Linked DNA regions of Mus musculus: region 2 is linked to region 1. A link is a loop called in an ENCODE intact Hi-C map of the cell type or tissue named here. Cell type or tissue: left cerebral cortex. All regions are shown on one strand. Each heading gives the region's core, and the rest is flanking DNA. Links, peaks and the distances in the headings are about the cores only. Region 1 overlaps Cmip (c-Maf inducing protein). Region 2 overlaps Cmip (c-Maf inducing protein).

Region 1 (9,024 bases), core at 746-8,745:
GCCGCAGTGTGATTCTATAGGCCGGGGCCGCCTTGTCAGAGGACCCCCCCTCCCCCCAATGAGATTATTTCCTCAAGCCCAGCAGAGTCTGTACCCTATGGTACAGCTTTACCAACTGTTAACATTGGGATTGGTGATGGTGTTTGCAGGGCCCTTGGGGAAGGCTTGTTGGTCTCTGGAGTTGTTTTGGAAATCGAGTTTGTTAAGTCATTATTAGACATGCAAGAGAATCAAAAAAGATGGTTTGCTTGCTCAGGAATGGTATAGCGGGTCTTCTTGCTTTTGGGAAACCTTTTTTTTTTTTTTTTTTTTTTTTTTTTTAATTCTGATATAAGACCTCAGGGCAGGGATGGCCCTGGGTGAGACTGTGCCCCGCCCTGCCCCGCCCTGCCCCGCCCCCTCCTCTTGCTACATCACCTGGGTGCTGGGCCCCTCCCCCACCCCCTCCACTGTTTCTCACACGAATGAACTTCTGCAATCTGGAGCAGCAAGCTGTTCTTGCTAACGCTGACTGCTGACCTCTGCATCTGCTTTCCTCATTCGAACCGCACCCTCTCTCTCTCTCCCCTCCTGAGTTTTGTGGCCAACTTTGAGGGGAACCAGTGAGAGCTGTCACCAGTGCTTGGGCCGCAGGATAAGCAGTTGCCCCAGTGGGTAGATTTCATTTGTTAAGTGTCTTAGTTCCCTGCCTCTTGAGTTCAAGGTCTGGAACCACATGAATCCATCCTTGGCTCTAAGCGCAGAGTCTGCATGGAGTCAGAAGCCGCCACCTATTGGTACATCTATGATTGACCTTCTTGTGGACAAATACCTGATCAGAAGCAACTTACAGAGGGTTTGTTTTGGTTTATGTTCTGCGGGGTGAGGGGGTGGGGTGGGGCGGGGGTGGGACAGTCTGTCAGGGTAGGGAAATCGAGGCAGAGATCCACGTTGCCGTCTGCAGCCGGGAGCGGCTGCTTTCTCCTCTCTGTTCAGACCAGGATGAATTAAGGCTCATGGAACCGTGCCTTCATTATTTTTCTGTTTCTGTGATAAAGCACTCTTACCAAAGCGATGAGTTTATTTTGGCCCATGGTTCAAGGTTGCTGTCCTTGGGAGTTGTAGCGGCAGGGACGTGGTCACTCTGCCTTCCAGGTCAGGAAGCAGAGAGGTGAAAGTTGATGTTCAGCTTATTATCTGTAAACAGCCCAGGGTCCCAGCCCAGGGAATGGTGCCACGGAGGTTGGGTGATGTCACCTCAGCCAAATAAGGATGGCCCTATACACGCATGCCTACAGGCTCATCTCCCCGGTGATTCTCGATTTCTTCCAGTGGATGCTTGAGCTTAATCTGGATTAACATGCTGCCCGCATTCAGGGTGGGATGTCTCACCCCAGGTAACCCAGACTAGAAGTGGGTCTGACTGACATTATTCATCATAGTGTGTAAGGATGGTTACAGATGTCAGTGAATAGGCTGAAAACAGTTCTCTGATCTCCAGAGAGTCTTACTTTTGTATTGCTGTGATAAGACAGTATTACCAAGGCTCCTGATGGATAGAAGGAAAAAAATTTATTGAGGGCTTACAGTTTCAAGAGAGTGAGTCCGTCCGTGATCACAGTGGTGATGAACATGTCATTAGCAGGCAGGTAGGCGTGGGGCTGGGGCAGTAGTTTACATCCCTAATGTACAAACATGAGGCAGAGAGAAAGATGCTAACTGGGAATGACCAGGGCCTCATAGACCTTAAAACCCATACCTTGGGGAGACATCTAGAACGAAGCCACATTTTCTATCCTTTCCAAACAATTCCTTTCCCTGGGGACCAAGCATTCAAATGTATGGGCCTTTGTGGGGAGGGGCATTCTCTTTCAAACCACCGTGCAGAGTAACCTTGAGCCGCCCCCCCCCCCCCCCCCCCCGCAAAACCCCGCCGTACAACTCCTCAGCTTGCCAAATGCTTGCCCTCTCTGTCCAAATGAAGAAACAGAATGAGAGCCAAGTAGTTGACCACCATGACAGCTAAGTGATTAAGACACCAGCCTTCATATGTGGTCAAGATGCCTTGACCAACAAGTCCACCTGCTGAGGGATTCTGTCCCCCTCAATGTCCTGGCCCATGCTCCCTCAAACCTCAGATATTTCTTATCTTGGAACTTTTGGGGTTATTTTGCTGTGCGTGTGTGTGTTTTGTGTGTGCGCACACATACACACTCACGTGCATATGAGCAGCACATGTGTGTGGAGGCTAACAGGCCGACCTCTGCATCCTTCCTCCTTGTCCTTGTTATTTTTTAAATGGTTATTTTTAAAATTTTTTAAATGGTTATTTTTTAATTTTTATTTTTAAATTTGTCCTTGTTATTTTTTAAATGGCTATTTTTTAAATTTTTTAAATGGTTATTTTTTAAATAAATGGTTATTTTTTAAATTCATTCCCTTATTGCCGGGGTGGGGTACTCATGTCATAGTCTTGGACTTGTGAGTTCTCCATGCCTGGCTTAGGGCATCTGCCCTTCCGTAGGCATTTGTCTAACCTCTGCCTAGTGGCACTCCAAGCGGACATAGGTGCCCATGCCTGGTTCTGTGGCCATCCTTTCCCTGAACAGAACAGTGTCACCTCCACCCTGGTGACATCCAAATGTCAGATGACCGGCAGAGATCCCTCTTCAGGGGCTTCCCATGAGAACACCCAGAAACAGTTAACATAGGCCTCTCTCCAGGACATCACGTTGATGTTCAGGGCTTCCCAGAACTCTGCCCCTGGCCTCCTAGATTCTGTGAATCATGTGTGGGGTACCTCATTGCGGTGAGGCAGTGGGACTGGACGTGCTGAGGCAGAGGTCAGAATCTTGGGGTGAGTGTCTGACCTTGAGCTCGGATGAACCAGTCACTCCCTCAGTGTCTCAGTTTCTCCACCTAGAGTTGAGGTGAGTATAAAATAATCCGCTGTCTGAAACCTCCATCTGGATCTAGGTGGGCCACCTTCTCTTTGAGAAAGACAGGTTCCTGTTTTACTTTCTGTCTCAGGAAATAAGTAACCTTGACTCATTGTTTATGCAATTGACCCCCTGGGTGTTGGGAGTACACACCCATCTTTAATCCTGGCCCCTGGGGGGCAGAGGCAGATAGAGTTCAAGGGTAGTGTGGTCTACATAGTGAGTTCTAGGACAGCCAGAGGGACATACTACATAGTGAAGATCCTGGAGGGGTGGGGTGGGGGTGGGGGTGAGATTTTGACTCCTGCCACCTTGTTGTGACCCCTCGAGTCTCCTCAGTGACATTCCATCTCCACTTCTGCTTTCTTCCTAAAGAGGAAGCAGGCTTGGCTCTTACCACTAGTATAGCCCACACTGACCGGAAGGCACCTTCCCATCTTAGCGGAATGCGGCTACTTTAAGGAGCTTTTAAATCGCACCCACCCAGCACAAGAACAGTGTAAACAAGCCTCAGTCAGGGAATCCATTTCTCCTTTCATGTAGTCCTAGGTTCCCTGGATTGGTCCTGGGTAGAATTAAGTACCGGCCTCGGCAGGGTCAGCTGCCCCCACCCAGTCATCGTATTCTTTGGACTCATTGGTTGCTCTGTCCCGGCACAATCAATCCGGATTTACAGAGGACGGGCTCCTGAATCTGTGTGAGTGTCTTTTACACGAGAGAAGGAAGTTGGTTCTTAAGTGGCACCAGGGGTGAGAAGTCACAGGCGTGGAAAAGGAGGGGTTCTTATAGCCGAGTCTCTGCAGCGCTGTGTGAGGTGATGCTGGCGTGTGAGGGCTTTCAGAGATGACAAGGTGCTGCTTGAGCTCTGGGCGTGTGCCTTGAGCGTGTGAGCCCTACTTGTTGGTGAGCAGAGCATTTCCAGGCGCTGTGAGTGTCCCCACACCACTTCTGCTTTGTCATGGCTTGGATCCCGGAAGCCCCTGTTTCTGCTCTGGGTGCAGTACAGGCTGCCAGGCCTCTGCAAAGGAATCTTTGCTCACATGTAAACATGAGTTCAGGTGAATGAAGCTGTGTATTTGTGTGCGTGTGTATACACACATACATTTATAATACACACGGGAGTGTGCGATATACACTTATATTTAAATGTGGAACATTGTATATGTGCGTCCAAACTGAATATGCACAGAGGGTGTGGACATGTTTACATGAGTGCTCATGTATGTATATATGTTTAGGGGTGTGGATACAGGCACACAAACACGTGCATGTTTTGTGTTTGTAGGGGTGTGGTGTGTATACACTGATACATGTGTGTTGCATATTGATGTGTAGGGTGTTCTGTGTATGCCTGTGAATATGTGGGTGGAGGGGTTTTGTATGCTCATGTGTGAATGTGTATGTAGATGGGGTATGGGTGAATGTTTGTGGAGGAACATATGAATGTGTATGATGTATGCATGTGCTGTGGTGAATATGTGTGCCTTCTATGTGCCATATATGAATGCGTGCTATGTGTAAATATGTGTGTGTCACATGTCTGTGTGTGTGAACATGTGTCATGTGTGAATGTGTGTCCCAGGTTGTACTCCTGATCCCTGGCATGGGTAATTTCCATGTGGCATTTTACTCTTCAGAGTCTTTGCAAGACAGAGGCCAACTCCCGAGTTTTCCAGGTAGCCAATCCAAGTGTGACTCATCAGGCTTTGCATTCTCTATGCCGACTGACACTGACCAACGCCCCTTGGCTCCCTAGGCCTTCCTTAGACAGCGTTTTACTGGCACCTGAAGAGCCCTCCTCTTGCACACTCCTAGACCTCTGCAGGATCAGGCCACAGACAACAATCCCTTCTTTTTCCTGTGTCCTGTCTGAGGCCTCCCCACCCAGCTCCTTGCCTCTCTCATCCTGGAAGACAGTGGTCCCCACTGTGTGACCTCACACACCCATCATCCCTGTATTGTGCAAAGCAGTGAGGGCTCACCTGTCTGACGAGAACACGGGACAGGGCTCCAGCCAGGCAAAACAGAGAGTTGGAAGGTAGGGCTCTATCATACACCTGGCTGATCAGTTTCTGTTTACCCCACCATCACCACCACCATGCCCCTGCTATCCTTGGAATTGTTTCTCTGTGAAGGTTGCTTGTGAACCCACAAGGGACATGATTGTTAACCCCACATGACAGGAGATCTCTGAACAGACTTACAAGTTGTGGTTACAGTCTGGGTGTCAGTTGAATGAGAGTGCACAGGGTCCCTACACGCCGGTGAGAGAACTTCTAAATTTGTCTCAGACAGAGTCACACCCTCACCGGAGGCAGAACTTAGGGAACGCAGGAGAATCCAGCGTGACCTACATTGGCAGGAAATGGGACGAGGAGGGTGGGTGGGTGGGTGGGTGGGACGTGGCGATGCTCACGGTGAGTAAAGGCATCGGGGGAACATCCCAGCCAACAGTCAGGGATGAAAAGCATTCAGTTTGGTTTATAAAAGACTCCCCGTTCATCCCTTGCAACTTACATATATTTTGTAAACTCCTGTAGGGGACTCTATTGACTAAGCCATAGGCAAGGAGCTAGAGCTCTGGGGAAGAGGAAGAAGGGGCCAAAGTCTGGTTCTCTGAGTGACGAGAAAGCAGACTTACCCTCCATTTTCCTCTGTGACTCTGGTGGTGGTGGCGGCGGTGGTGCTGCTGGTGTTGGTATGGTGGTAGTGTGTCTGGGGTTGGGGAGGACCGCAGGACAGGGTGCTTGGCTCACACTGGTGCAGATGGCGATAGTTGGTTGCAGGGTACACTGTCCCCTTCGCGAGGGGACGAGAGGATGTGGTCAAGGGTGGTTGTGCTCCTGAGCTTGCTGAGGAAGAGACAGTATCTGAGTCACAAGTTGTTCGCTGGTCCCTGTCTTCCTTTCTATGGCTGATGTTTACAGGACAGGACAGCACAGAACGGAATAAAAGCCCTGTGCATCCAGCCCTCGGAGTGTTTTCAGACCAAAAAGAGACGGAGACTGTGACTGCCACCCAGTGATCCAGGACGACGGTCAGTAGGTGGTCAAGCACAAGTTCTGTTGCCAATCCTGTACCCACCTGCCCTGCCCAGTCCTGTAACCATGGGGCATGGTGAGGCAGGGCACACAATAAGTCTGCCCGTGTAATTAGAGAAAAACAGAAGTCGAAGGTGCAGCCCAGACTCATAAGCCTCCTTTCCAGGGCTCCAAGCTCCCTATAGCTGCTGGAAGTCAGTCAGATTGCACCATGTGGCCGCAAGCACCCCACTGTGGCAGAGTTCTGCTTTACAGTGCGGACCTGGTACCAGGCTGCAAAGGCCCGTTTGGTAGGGGCACTTACGGTCATGTGGGGTTGGGTCAAGTCCGGCACCTGTCCCTTCATACTGTAGAAGGAAGGCCAAGGCCAGTGCCGAGCCTCGAGAGGCAGAGAGGATGCAGAATGGCTGGCTCAGGTAGGTAGACTGCTTCCTGGGCCCAGGGAAGAACTGTGTGGTAAGGCCTAAGCTCTGGAAAGATCTGGAGAGACAGGGAGGGGTGTGTGGTTGGATTGCAGTTCTGGGGCAGACAGTATGGGCTATACGCAGTTTGGTACAAATGAGGTGGCAGGAACTGTAAATCTTGAAAGGGAAAGACACCTGCCTCCCCTGCTCCTGCCGAATCCTGGCCTGATGGCCTTTGGGAGCCATCTCTAAGCACCCTGGTTTGCTAGGTAGAGAGGGTCCCCATGGCCAGAAACAGTAGCTTATAGAATAGCAAGGCTAGGCATCACTCTAAGAAGAAAAAGTTGGGCTTTGGGAGCACTTCATTTGAAGCAGGAGAAGAAGAAAGAAAAAGGAGGTAGTCTCCAGGGCCTAAAGCCTCAAGTCTGTCCATTTGAGGCCCAAGAAACCAAACCAGGATGGATGGCAGGTAGGGACAGGTTGTAGAACGTAGGGACATAGCATCTACATGGGCCTTCAGATCCCAGGCCCTCTTGTACATCAAGGCCAGGTGTCCTGGGAGGAAGGAACAGACCTGGAGCTCTGCTGTGCCCTCACTGTCACCTGAGTGTTGTGACTCTGATGCCAGCCTCTTCTGCAGCCCTGACATTGTGAGATGACCCCAGCATCATTCTTGAGTGAGAGAGCATGGGGGTTGTGTGGGTATGAGTGTACCTGTGTGTACATGCAGGAGGAGGTTAGGATTTTTTTTTTTTTTGTCCTGGAACTTGTTGAGTAGGCTAGTCTGGCTGGCCTTTAAGTCCAAGGGATTGTGCCTGTTCCTGCTTTCCCCAAGTGCTGGATTGTAAGTGCACACTACCACACCCGACTGGGAGCAAGATTCGAACTCGGGTCCTCATGCTTGCCTAACAGATCTTACCTTAATGAGCCCTCAAGGGTCCCGCAGGTGTCTGAGCTTACCAGTCTTCGGTGAGATTTGATCCAGGCCCGTTGCTTGGGCTTGTATGCTTATCCACTAGCCGTTTACCATCAGCTTGGATGGGAAAGGGCAAGGTTAAGATTGGGTGCCTGTTAGCCGGGCATGGTGGCGCACGCCTTTGATTCCAGCACTCGGGAGGCAGAGGCAGGCGGATTTCTGAGTTCGAGGCCAGCCTGGTCTACAAAGTGAGTTCCAGAACAGCCAGGGCTACACAGAGAAACCCTGTCTCGAAAAGCCAAAAAAAAAAAAGATTGTGTGCCTGTCAGCACTGGGATGACGGAGGCAGGCAGATCTCTGTGAGTTCAAGGTCAGCTAGAGCTTACCCGTCTCAAAAACAAAACAAAACAAAAAAGCGTAGGAAGGGTGGTCAGGGAAGAAGGATTCTTAACCCTGGAGTCATCTCTCCAGCCCTGGGGAAGAGGGATTGACAATGTGGCCACTACTTAATCATCATCCAAACCCTAAAGTGCAAGGCTTTTGGAGGGGGTTGGCTCCCTGACCATAAAGCTGGTTGCTGATTCCTTGGGCCTGTGGAGCATTGGTTGGCCCCTCCTAAGGCAATGATTAACCCTGCAGAGCTGGTTGAGTTCTCTGCAGTGGACCTTTACCCTGGAGAATGGCAGCCCTGCCAATGTGGGTGTTCCTTCCCATCTGTTCTTTCTTCATCCCCCTTTCATTACCAGGCCAGGAGCCGGTGGGGCGGAGAGCCGTTAGGAAATTTGACAGCTGACTTCTCCCATTTTTCCTTGCCAGCATCAGTCAAGCCATGGGACACCCCTACCCCCATCCCCAGGAGACCCACCCTATATAGAGGATCCTGTGGGAATGAGTCTGTGGTGTGTGTGAGGGGTACTGTAGAGACACTTCCAAGTGTACCCCACTGGTCCCCAGGGACCCTGCTGAAACCTTCTGTCTGCTTCTGTGGACAAAGGCCAGCAGCCACAGGGATAGCCTCAGCTAAACCTGGTGGGTAAGGAGTGGAGTGGGGTGGCAGAGCAAGGGTATGGTTTGACTGCTTAGCAAGGTTTGGGGTACAACCAGCTCCCTTGAAGGTCAGTGGGGATCCCCCTTTATGTGCGTGTGTGTGCCTATACGTATTCTATATGTTTCTGCACTTGTCCATATGTATAGATGCTCATTCATGCTCGTTGGTATACATGCACACACGCCTGTTACAAGGGTGTGCATATGAGTGTGCAGTGTGTCTGTTCTCCCCCATTGGACACAAGCAAGTGTCAGCACACGCCCATGTCAGCTCTCTTTGCTCTGTCCCTCCACCTTAGTTAGGTGCCACCAGCTCCAGCTGCTTGTTGTGTGACCTAAAGCCATTCATGCACGCACAGTGCCCAAGCTTTGATGTCCTCTTGTGTGACTCGGAAGCTTCCACACAGCTGCTGTGTACAGCATTGAGGAGAACAGAAGATGAAGGTGTCCTGTACTTGTGGCTAGAGGCCTGGGAGAATGTGTGTGCCCTTGTCCCCTGCTGTATGGGAGGGCAGTAGGGAGTTAGTGGTTTCCTCTGTTTATATGTCTCTGCTTTGGTTCTGAGTCCATGATAGCACTGGACGGGACAGCGTTGAGGGTCTTATTGATTCAGTGAATGTCTACCTGGCCTCTGCCCACAGCAATGTCACATGACTGCTGTTGCCAGGAGAGGAGCCGTTCGTTCGTGCTTCCACAGC
Region 2 (9,024 bases), core at 367-8,366, 55 kb before region 1:
TCCCCATCCCCATCCAGATGATACCTGAGGATCCCACGTGGAATTTTGAGGTTGCTCCTTACATTCAGACCAGAGTCCTGTTGCTGAAAGATCTTGGAATCAGGGTGCCAGGCTTCCCACGTGATCACTAAGACACCTGTCTCATCTTGTGCTAGCATATGCAAGACACTGGGTGATTTGAGGCAGAGCCTTCTGTGCCTACCCATGAAGGCTCTCATGGGAATCTGGGTACTTTCTCTTCAGGACTTCCCCTCATCTGTTCCCTGATCCTGTCAGCATACCCTCTCTGCTGCCCTTCTGGGTGTTAGAAGGCCAACTAGGCTGCCTTGCCCATAGGCAGTTCAGGAGAGGAGGGAATGGCTGCTGTCTGTGTCTGTTTCTGGGACACTGTGGTGGGTGGTTGTGTTTCTGGGGGTGGCCCAGCTTCAGCGTGAGTCATTTTAGGATCTCTCTCTGACGTCATTCCACTTGAGGAAGCTTTGATGACGTTGAAGGGGAGGGCTCTCCTCCCTTCTGGGGGACATGTGGCTTCAAGGATGGGTTGCCGTGGTTGGCACAGTTGGTCGAATCCAGGAGTATGGGCCAAGGTGAGGAGAGCTTGGTGGGAAGGTTGAGCCCACTCTCTTTCTCCCTCCACACGTTCTGATTCATTTCTCTCTCTCTCTCTGGGTATACTGGAGCCACCTTGAGGTGTGATTGGTAATAAACCTTGTTCTCTGTTTCCTTTTTTAAGAATAATGAACTCTCCAGCCACTCAGAACAGTATATAAAGCTACAGGTAAGCTGGGTGCAGTGCCTCCAGCAAGCCCACCATCCCACCGCTGGTGGGGGACAGAGATGCATCTTCATACTGTCAACTCCTAGCAGTCTGGGGAGTTCCCGTAATCTTTTAGGGATCTCACCTCAGGCCAAAGTGGGATTTATGCCTTGGATGCAGAAAAGGACTTCAGGACAGGCTGGTAGGAAGCAGAGTTGGCGATTATTAAGGATGTTTTAATATGTTTAATTTAGACTTCAAGCACAAGGGTCAAGAGAAAGAAAGCTTGCTCAGAAAGAAAGTATACCCGAGATCATGGATACACACTTCCCAAGGGAGAGTCACAACTGTCTCAGCATTACCCATATAGATACAATTTGTTATAATATCAAATTACATCTCAAAGGGCCGTTAAATCTTTTTTTCTTGTTTCCCTCTTTCAAAGTATTTATTTTTTAAAAAAGGTTTATTTGTTTTTATTGTACATATATGGTATTTTGCTTGTATCTGTGTATGTGCACCACATCTGTGCAGTGCCCACGGAGGCCAGAAGAGGATGGCAGATTCCCCAGAGCTCGAGTTACAGAGGATTGTGAGCTGCCTGGTGTGGGTGCTGGGAACCAGACCTCGGTCCTCTGGGACAGCAGTAGCTGCTCTTAACTGCCGCACCACCTCTCCCTGCCTAATTTTTAAATTATGTGTATATGGGTATGTATGGTCGTGAGTATGGATGCCCGTGAGTTCAAAAGGGTATCAGATACCTTGGAGCCAGAGTTCAAGCATTCTACCCAGTATGAGTGCAAAGAACCAAACTGGCGTCCTCTGCAAGAGCAGTACTCACTCTTACACACTGTGCTGTCTCTCCAGTCTGGCCCCTTCCTCTCTTTTGATAAGTGAGATTATTGAGTGGCTCTGCAGATGTCTAGTATGGGATTATAGTCTAATAAAGTGAAACCTGAATCCGTTAAGATTGCTGTGCGAGGGGATTGGGATATGTCCTTTCCCTGTGCATTTTCTGGTACGACACTAGAAAGATGTCGGGTTTACAAGCAGTGGAGGGAGGGTAGCCTCACTCAGTTTCTCACTGTGCTGGGATTCTTGCTTCTCTGCTGGTGAGACGCATCATGGATTCCTGGTCAGGATTTTGCTGGTCTTTCCCAGGAATGCCAGGCTGATGTGATGGGAGGGGACTAGAAGAGGAGAGTGGCTGGAGGTTTGGTGCATGAACTGGGCCTGGGCTAGGTAGTCTAAGGTCTTTTAAGACCCCACACGTATAGGCTGGGGACCATCCTCGAAATCACTGGTCTCTGGAGGTGGTGGCGGGGGTGGGGTGGGGTGGGGTGAGTGTGTCACTATGGCTTTTGTTATTGACTGGACACAGTGCCTTACAAATGGCTTCTAGATTTGTCCAGCTTGTCCCGTGAATGGAGATCCTGATGCAAACTTGAAGGGAGTAGATAGAATCCTTGGCATGCCTCTTTCTACCCAGTTCTCTCTCCTTAAACCAATGACATCCCGAATTCCGCGTAAGGTATTGTGTCTGGTCCCTACCGGTATCGCTGTTCTGTATTTAGCCATTGCGAGGAGAATCAACCAGTTGATATTTGTTGAGCAGCTACTGTATGTTGAGTCTTCTGCTAGCCATGGGGTTTTATGGCAGCCAGAGCAGACACCCCGTGCCTCAAGTCAGTGAGTTGACAAGGTATGTCAGGCTTTCACCTTCTTCAACCCTGATTCCAGGGTACCCTGGGGCTCACCAACAGGCTAATTTTCCCCAGGACCTCTCAACTGTTTTTCTCCTGGTCAAGTTCTGGCAAAATTGGCTTTGGTTTTGTTGGCTGGCCTCAGGACCAGTTCAGGGGACACCAGGAAGCAGCTGCTGCCTGTGTTGGCTTCTTGGGGACACCCAGAAAGCCCTGGTTTGGACCTAAGTATTGGGCTCTGTTTGCTACGGCTACCCGTTATCTTAACCCCCACCCCCTGCATGGACTGAATTGTGAGTTGAACTCCATCTTGTCTCTGATGGAGAGAGGGTCCCTGGTTGGAAACTAAGGGGGAAGCCGACTCCCTCTTCCTTGGACCATGGGAACAGATGGTGATGGTATGCTCTAGATCTCTGTTGTGGTCTGTGGATTAAAAGCCCTGATGGTATCTCGGTAGATGGGCAAGTGATGCAGACATTGGAAATATTGGTGAGGTTCTGTGCGAAGGAGTCTCTAGAAAGGGCTAGAAGACTCCAGAGTTCTTTCTTCGGCCATCTAGGGTGACTCTTGCTTTCCCGTTCCCTGTTCGCGTGGCTTTCCTAGGACATGTTGCTGTCACCCTCTTCCTCCGCACATACCTCCTTGTAGCCAGAAGACCTGTTTGTTTTCAGCCCCAGACTTTCTTGGTGGCTTCCAACAGCAACAGTTCCCCACTTGAGTTGCACACCAAAGTCACAAAGTCACCCAGTAGCTGACAAACCCTGATCCTAGGCCTCCCCCGAGATGAGGAGTCTTGCCTTTTAGTCTGACGTCACTCTGGTCGAGCCACTGACTGTCCTCTTCCTGCCTGGCAGCGGGGTTTAATAAACCACTTCCTTCTTGAAGGTCATCAAGCAAGCCCGAATGAAGTATGTTCTATGCCTGTCAAGTCAGGGTGACTGAAGAGAAAGGGCGGTGACCTGGTGGTCTGCCTTAGTCCTCCTGTGCAAATGGTCCGTTGTTCGCTAAGTTTGCAATGCTTAGACTAAGCTGCAGGAAGTGGGTGGTCAGTAGTGTTGGCCACTGAAATGCATCAGCCCCTTGGTGACAATGCAGCCGTTGCTGCTGGATAGCTAGCTCCTTGAGCCCATAGGCCAAAGTGGGGGTGCAGCCTGGGGGGGTACTGGGTGTTGAAGAGCTGAGGTGATTTCTGTGTCTCCAGCTTCCTGTTAGTCCCTCAAGACTGGGTGGGGGCCCATACTGGTTTATTTTGCTCTTTTGAGACCTAGCCAGTGGGAATAAGGTGGGCACGTTTACTGTACTCTTAGATATGCTTTGTTGAGAACAGTAAGCTACTTGCCTTTAGCCATGTGGACGCTCTTGACACAGGCGAGTTGCAGAGGATGAAAGAGACTTTTAAAAACGTTTATTTTAAATGCACGATTGGTGTTTTGCCTGTGTGTATGTCTGTGTGAGGGTATTGGATCCCTGGAGCTGGAGTTACAGACGGTTGTGAGCTGTCATGTGGGTGTCGAGAATTGAACTTGGGTCCTCTGGAAAAGCAGCCACTTCTCTTAACCACTGAGTCACCTCTCCAGCTTCCGAGATCTTTATTTTATTTTTTATTTTTTTAATATGGTGTTTTTTTTTTTCCTCTTTGAGACAGAGTTGGTCTCTATAGCCCAGGTTGGCCTTGAACTTGGATGTAGCATCCTCCTGCCTCAGCTTCTACAGTGTTGCAATTACAGGCACGTGCAAAGTATCACGTTGGTGATACTTTGTACCCTCTTGAGTAGTGCTAGAAATGGAAGAGAGAACGCAGTACATGCTGGGAAAATCTACTTCCCGGGCCCTGAAATGCGCACTCCATTTATCCCCCAAAGTGGATGGTGGAGTGGAGGCAAGAGGCGTGGCTAGTGACTCACCCATCCGTGACTGATCCGTGGGACCGCACTGTGGGTTCCACAAATCTCTCTGGGTTTTGCCTCCTCCTGGAGCTGTTTCAGCCGCTGATTCTGAGTTTGTGTAGGTGGCTGGTGATTGTGACTCCCAGATCTACTCTTCAGAGCTGGGAGGTTGCCTGTGTGCCTGGCTGGCTCAGAGGGGCTTGGGAAGGTCTGGGTCCTGGCCATCACTTTAGGCTCTTGTCTGCCTGTGTTCAGCATAGAGGGCTGGTGAGGGAGGGGCTTTTTGTTACTGTTCTTCCTCAGATGTGCGGTTTCTTGGGGCTGACTAGCTGTGAGGTTTGGAATAAGGGGACTTCAAGAGAGAGAATGGGAGGTGAAGTGTGTGTGTGTGTGTGTGTGTGTGTGTGTGTGTGTGTGGTGGAGGAGGAGGAGGCCAAAGGACAACCTCCTTTCTTGTTCTTCACAGACAGAGTCTCTCATTGGCTTGGAACTCCCCAAGTGGGCTGGGCAAGCCAGAGACAGTGAGCATCTGCCTCCCCAGCATCAGGACTACTAGACCATAATGCTATGCCTGACTTTTTTCTTTTTTCTTTTTAAGATTTATTTATTTTATGTATATGAGTACACTGTAGCTGTACAGATGGTTGTGAGCCTTCATGTGGTTGTTGGGAATTGAATTTAGGACCTCTGCTCGCTCTGTTCGACCCCGCTTGCTCCGGTCGGCGCCGCTCACTCCAGTCCCTGCTCGCTCTGGCCCAAAGATGTATTTATTATTATACATAAGCACACAGTAGCTGTCTTCAGATGCACCAGAAGAGGGCGTCAGATCTCATTATGGGTGGTTGTGAACCACCATGTGGTTGCTGGGATTTGAACTCAGGACCTTTGGAAGAGCAGTCAGTGCTCTTACCCGCTGAGCCATCTCTCCATCCTGTGCCTTTTTTAAAAAATGTATTTTATTAATGTGGGTTCTGGAGCTTGAACTCTCGGCCTCATGCCTTTGTAACGAGTATCCACTGAGCGAGCCATCTCCCCAGCCCGAGGGAGGGCTTTTTATTTGCCTGTGACATAATGCATGCATGTGTCAATCACATTATACCTCATTCCTGTGTGCAGTTACCAGGTGTCACTAGCAAAGTAAATGAGAATGCAGGTGTGCACACGCCCTGCCAGGTCCTCCCGTGATGTGTCCCCATTCAGCAGACAGATTAATTGAGGCCATTCATTTGTCCTTGGGTGCTGTCACTCAGAGCAGTTAGGAAGTGCCTTCCCTGTGCATTGCCCTTGCCTGGCCGTCCTCCCAAGCCATCTTGAATGGGGCACGCTGATTCTTCAAGTAGATCACAAAGTGCCTTTTCCCCAGGCAGACAGTTTCTGGGTGTCCTTGGCCCAGGTCAGCCCCTCACCCAATCCCCAGAGAGACACAGGATCCCCAGGAACTAATTTCTTAAGAGAACTTTATGGTGTTTAACTCCCTAAGCGAATCCAGATGCGCCTTGTGGCCGCCGCAGCTGCAGAGGTCCTGGCCAAAGCCAACTTGGTTTGGAAGCCCGGCTCCAGCAGCAGCAGCGGAGTCTGGAAATGAAGCAAATGAGCGAGTTGTTCTTGGCCATCTTCCCTCAGCTGGGCTCACATCAGTGAGCTCTGACCTCAGGCATCACACATTTCAATATCCTCAGACTCCTGGGGTTCAGAGATGCTGGGCCCTGAGCAGGACAGGGGACACACTACACTCAGAGTGTGGGATTTGGGGCAGAGGCATCTGAGGTGGTGATATTCCTTTGGACATCAGTCCTTGGAGAGGCAGAGAGAACTTTCTGGTCTGCTGGATCAGGGTCTGTGGTCCCGAGAGTGGGCCCTGGTATGGCTGTGAATAGGTGAGAATGAGATTAGTGAATAGTGAGGGTCAGGGGCTGACTCTAGCCACCCTCATCCCCACAGACCCTCTCTGAACTGTCAGGGAACTAAGATATAACTTCCTTAGAAATGGCAAGCTCCTACAAACGAGGTGGCCTCAACCAGACAGCCTCCACAAACTGGCACCAGAATTCCTGAGGTCCTGGGAGAACCCAGTTCAAACCTGGGTGGTCAGGGACAAGAACTGCCCTGCGACAGACAGCACTGCCCAAGGCCTCAGCCCCAACCACACAGCCCTGCCCGGTGAATCACTTTGAAGTGAGGGGTTCCGGACCTGTGGTGGGCTCAGGGAGCCTGTGTGGCGGGAATGGGCAGGCTGGGTAGCTTGTCCTTCTGGGTTTCCAGGCAGCTCCTCCCTCTCTGAAGAGGATGCCAGAGCCGCAGCCCCAGGGCCTGGAAACTGGGATCCCAGCAGGCTGAGTTCTGGTAGCTCTGTGGCTTTGAACTTGCCCCTTGCTTCTCAGAGTCCCAGGTTCACTTATGTGTGAACTTTCAAGGGGTCCCTGTGAGTGTCAAAGGAGGGAGTCATTGGAAGTGTTTGGTTTGGTGCCTGACATGGGACAGGCCTCAGGGCAGCTTTAGGACGCAGCCTGCATCCCTCAGTGTTTTACTTGGTACGGTGAGATAGCCTCGACCACACCGGGCAGCCTGCACGGAATTACTGTCTGTTGTGTATGGTTTGGTTTGGTTCTGTTCAGGAGGCACTGTTGGGGAGGGGGGGTACCCTGTAAGTCATGTGATTTTTTTTTCCCCACACATGTGTGCGTGCATGCACTCTCTCATGTACCAGAGGCCAGCCTCTGATATCTTTCTCCTTTGCTGTGTACCTCACTGTTTCAAACAGGGTCTCTTACTCAACCTAGAACTTCCCAGTTCAGGTAGACAGATTAGCCAGTGAGCCTGAGGGAGTCTTTCTTCCTCCCCAGCATCGAGATCCTAGGCCTGTGATCTCATGCCTAGCTTTTTGTATGGGGACTGGGGATTTGAACCTGGTTTCTCATGCCTACACCGTCAGCGCCCACGAGCCATCTCCTCAGGCCTGTTGCTACTTTTGATGGACTGACTCTAGCCTTGTGATAATATTAATAATATTTAAATAAACTGGAGGATATTCTATCATGATTGTTGTCCATTCTGGCTTCACACTAATGCTGAGAAGCAGTTGATTGTACTTGCCAAGAGTTCAGGAAGGAGTCTGAGTTTCTGTTCTTCTCCTTCTACCCTACCCATGTGACCAGTTCTCCACTCTCTGAAGTGGAATCGGTGCTGCTACAGTGGTCCTGGATCCTTTTTTATCCAGGAAGGCCCAGGAGACCAGATATGTAAACGACTTGGGATTAGGCTGCACCGAGGGAGTGTGGCGTTGCCATGGTTACTGCAATTTGTCTCTCATCCTGACCAGGGACCTTTGTAGCCTCCACCAGCCTCCACCACGTCTGGGCAATGCTGGTTTTCTGGGACTGTTAGGAGGATGACAAGCCGATGCCCTCTGAGGTGGGCCTCAGTTTCCCTTGCTTTGGTGAAACCGACAGTGGGCCCTTACTCTCCTGCTTATCTTGTAGGACTTCGTGGTAGGATGGGAGCTTCACCGGAGTGGAGAATTTTATATATAATATAAATATAATCTGTAATAGAACAGTGTATATATTTTTGGGACTCTACCCCGTCTGGATTCCAGTCAGGCGGTGTGGAGTTTAGGGTCATGGACCATGAAGTTAAGGTCCATCTGGTTCCAGGTCTGGGGCTTTCATATGTTCCAGTAGACGCTACCAAGCTGCCTGAGCCCCTGACGAGACTGTCAGACTCCAGAAGCCCCCACATCAGCAGGCAGCATCATCTTCATGGATCCCCAGGGCAGGGGTTGAAATGGACCAGAGAGGAGAGGAGATAGTATCCCAGCCCCCACAGGGGCCTTTACAGCGGAGCAGCAGCCTCCATGGCTGCAGAGACAAAGTCAGAGCCGCTGATGCGGGGCTGAGGATGGAGATGCTTAGAGCGTTTGCTGGGGATGTAGGATGTTCTGACCTCAATTCTCAGTGTCTCGGAAACTGAGCGTGATAGCGCTTTCCTGTGCGACACCAGGTAGGTGTGTCTGTCAGGGGGATCAGGAGTTTAAGGTCAGCCTTGAACAGGGTCTCATGTAGACCAGGCTGGCCTTGAACTGTCTCTGGAACCCAGACTGACCCTGAGGTCCCTCTTGATGATCCTCTTGTGTCCGCCCGCCAAAGTGCTGATGCTACAAACGTGTGCTAGCACGCCTCGTGGACGCCGTAGTTGGGAATGGGGCTCAGCACTTTGTGACTGCTAGGCATCCTGAGCCACGCACTTTTCTTCTTGGAGGAAAATTAGGGGCCACCCTCCCTGCTCTGCCTCCCTCTCGTGAGGATCAAGTAAGATTACCTATGAGAAAGGCCCATGTCAGCTCCAAAGCCCTGTACACGACAATTCTCAATTCCCTACCCTTTATTTAGTTGCCAGCACAGTACGAGAGGAACGTGTTCAAGGGAGTTTAAAAGAAGGGAATATCTGTGTGCTTACAAAGTCTCCCTCCTTAACGTGACCACAGCCAACCTGCACCGCACAGTCAGACCAGCCTGGATGGTTTCCGATAAACTCATGGCTGGCTTGCTCTTGCATTTCTTCCTGTCCCAAAGCCTAGGACCCAGAAGCAGATCCTGGTCATTTGCCCCCCCTTCCTTGTTGGAGCTCCTGCACTTCGTGGATCTAGCTAAGGATGCTTTCCGCAGACTTTGTGATCCTA

Evidence for each region. Peaks named below come from ENCODE experiments on the same cell type or tissue, not always from the same donor. Only the 100,000 strongest peaks of a DNase experiment are listed, where the experiment ranks them.
Region 2: it touches region 1 in a loop (1.9-fold over the local background); 5 of 42 quality-filtered maps call a loop at or near these places.

What each region holds. Positions count from the first base shown.
Region 1 is chr8:117,339,877-117,348,900 of GRCm38, forward strand. The region is part of intron 1 of Cmip (c-Maf inducing protein); the gene reads left to right. Among named protein-coding and RNA genes, the nearest start is that of Gm51554, 29 kb to the left of the region's middle. In left cerebral cortex, for the core only: no CTCF peak of the experiment used is centred there; a DNase peak (open chromatin) is centred at 5,231.
Region 2 is chr8:117,284,821-117,293,844 of GRCm38, forward strand. The region is part of intron 1 of Cmip (c-Maf inducing protein); the gene reads left to right. Among named protein-coding and RNA genes, the nearest start is that of Gm51554, 26 kb to the right of the region's middle. In left cerebral cortex, for the core only: a CTCF peak has its summit at 5,145 (motif pointing right); DNase peaks (open chromatin) are centred at 458, 3,986, 4,395, 4,746 and 1 more place.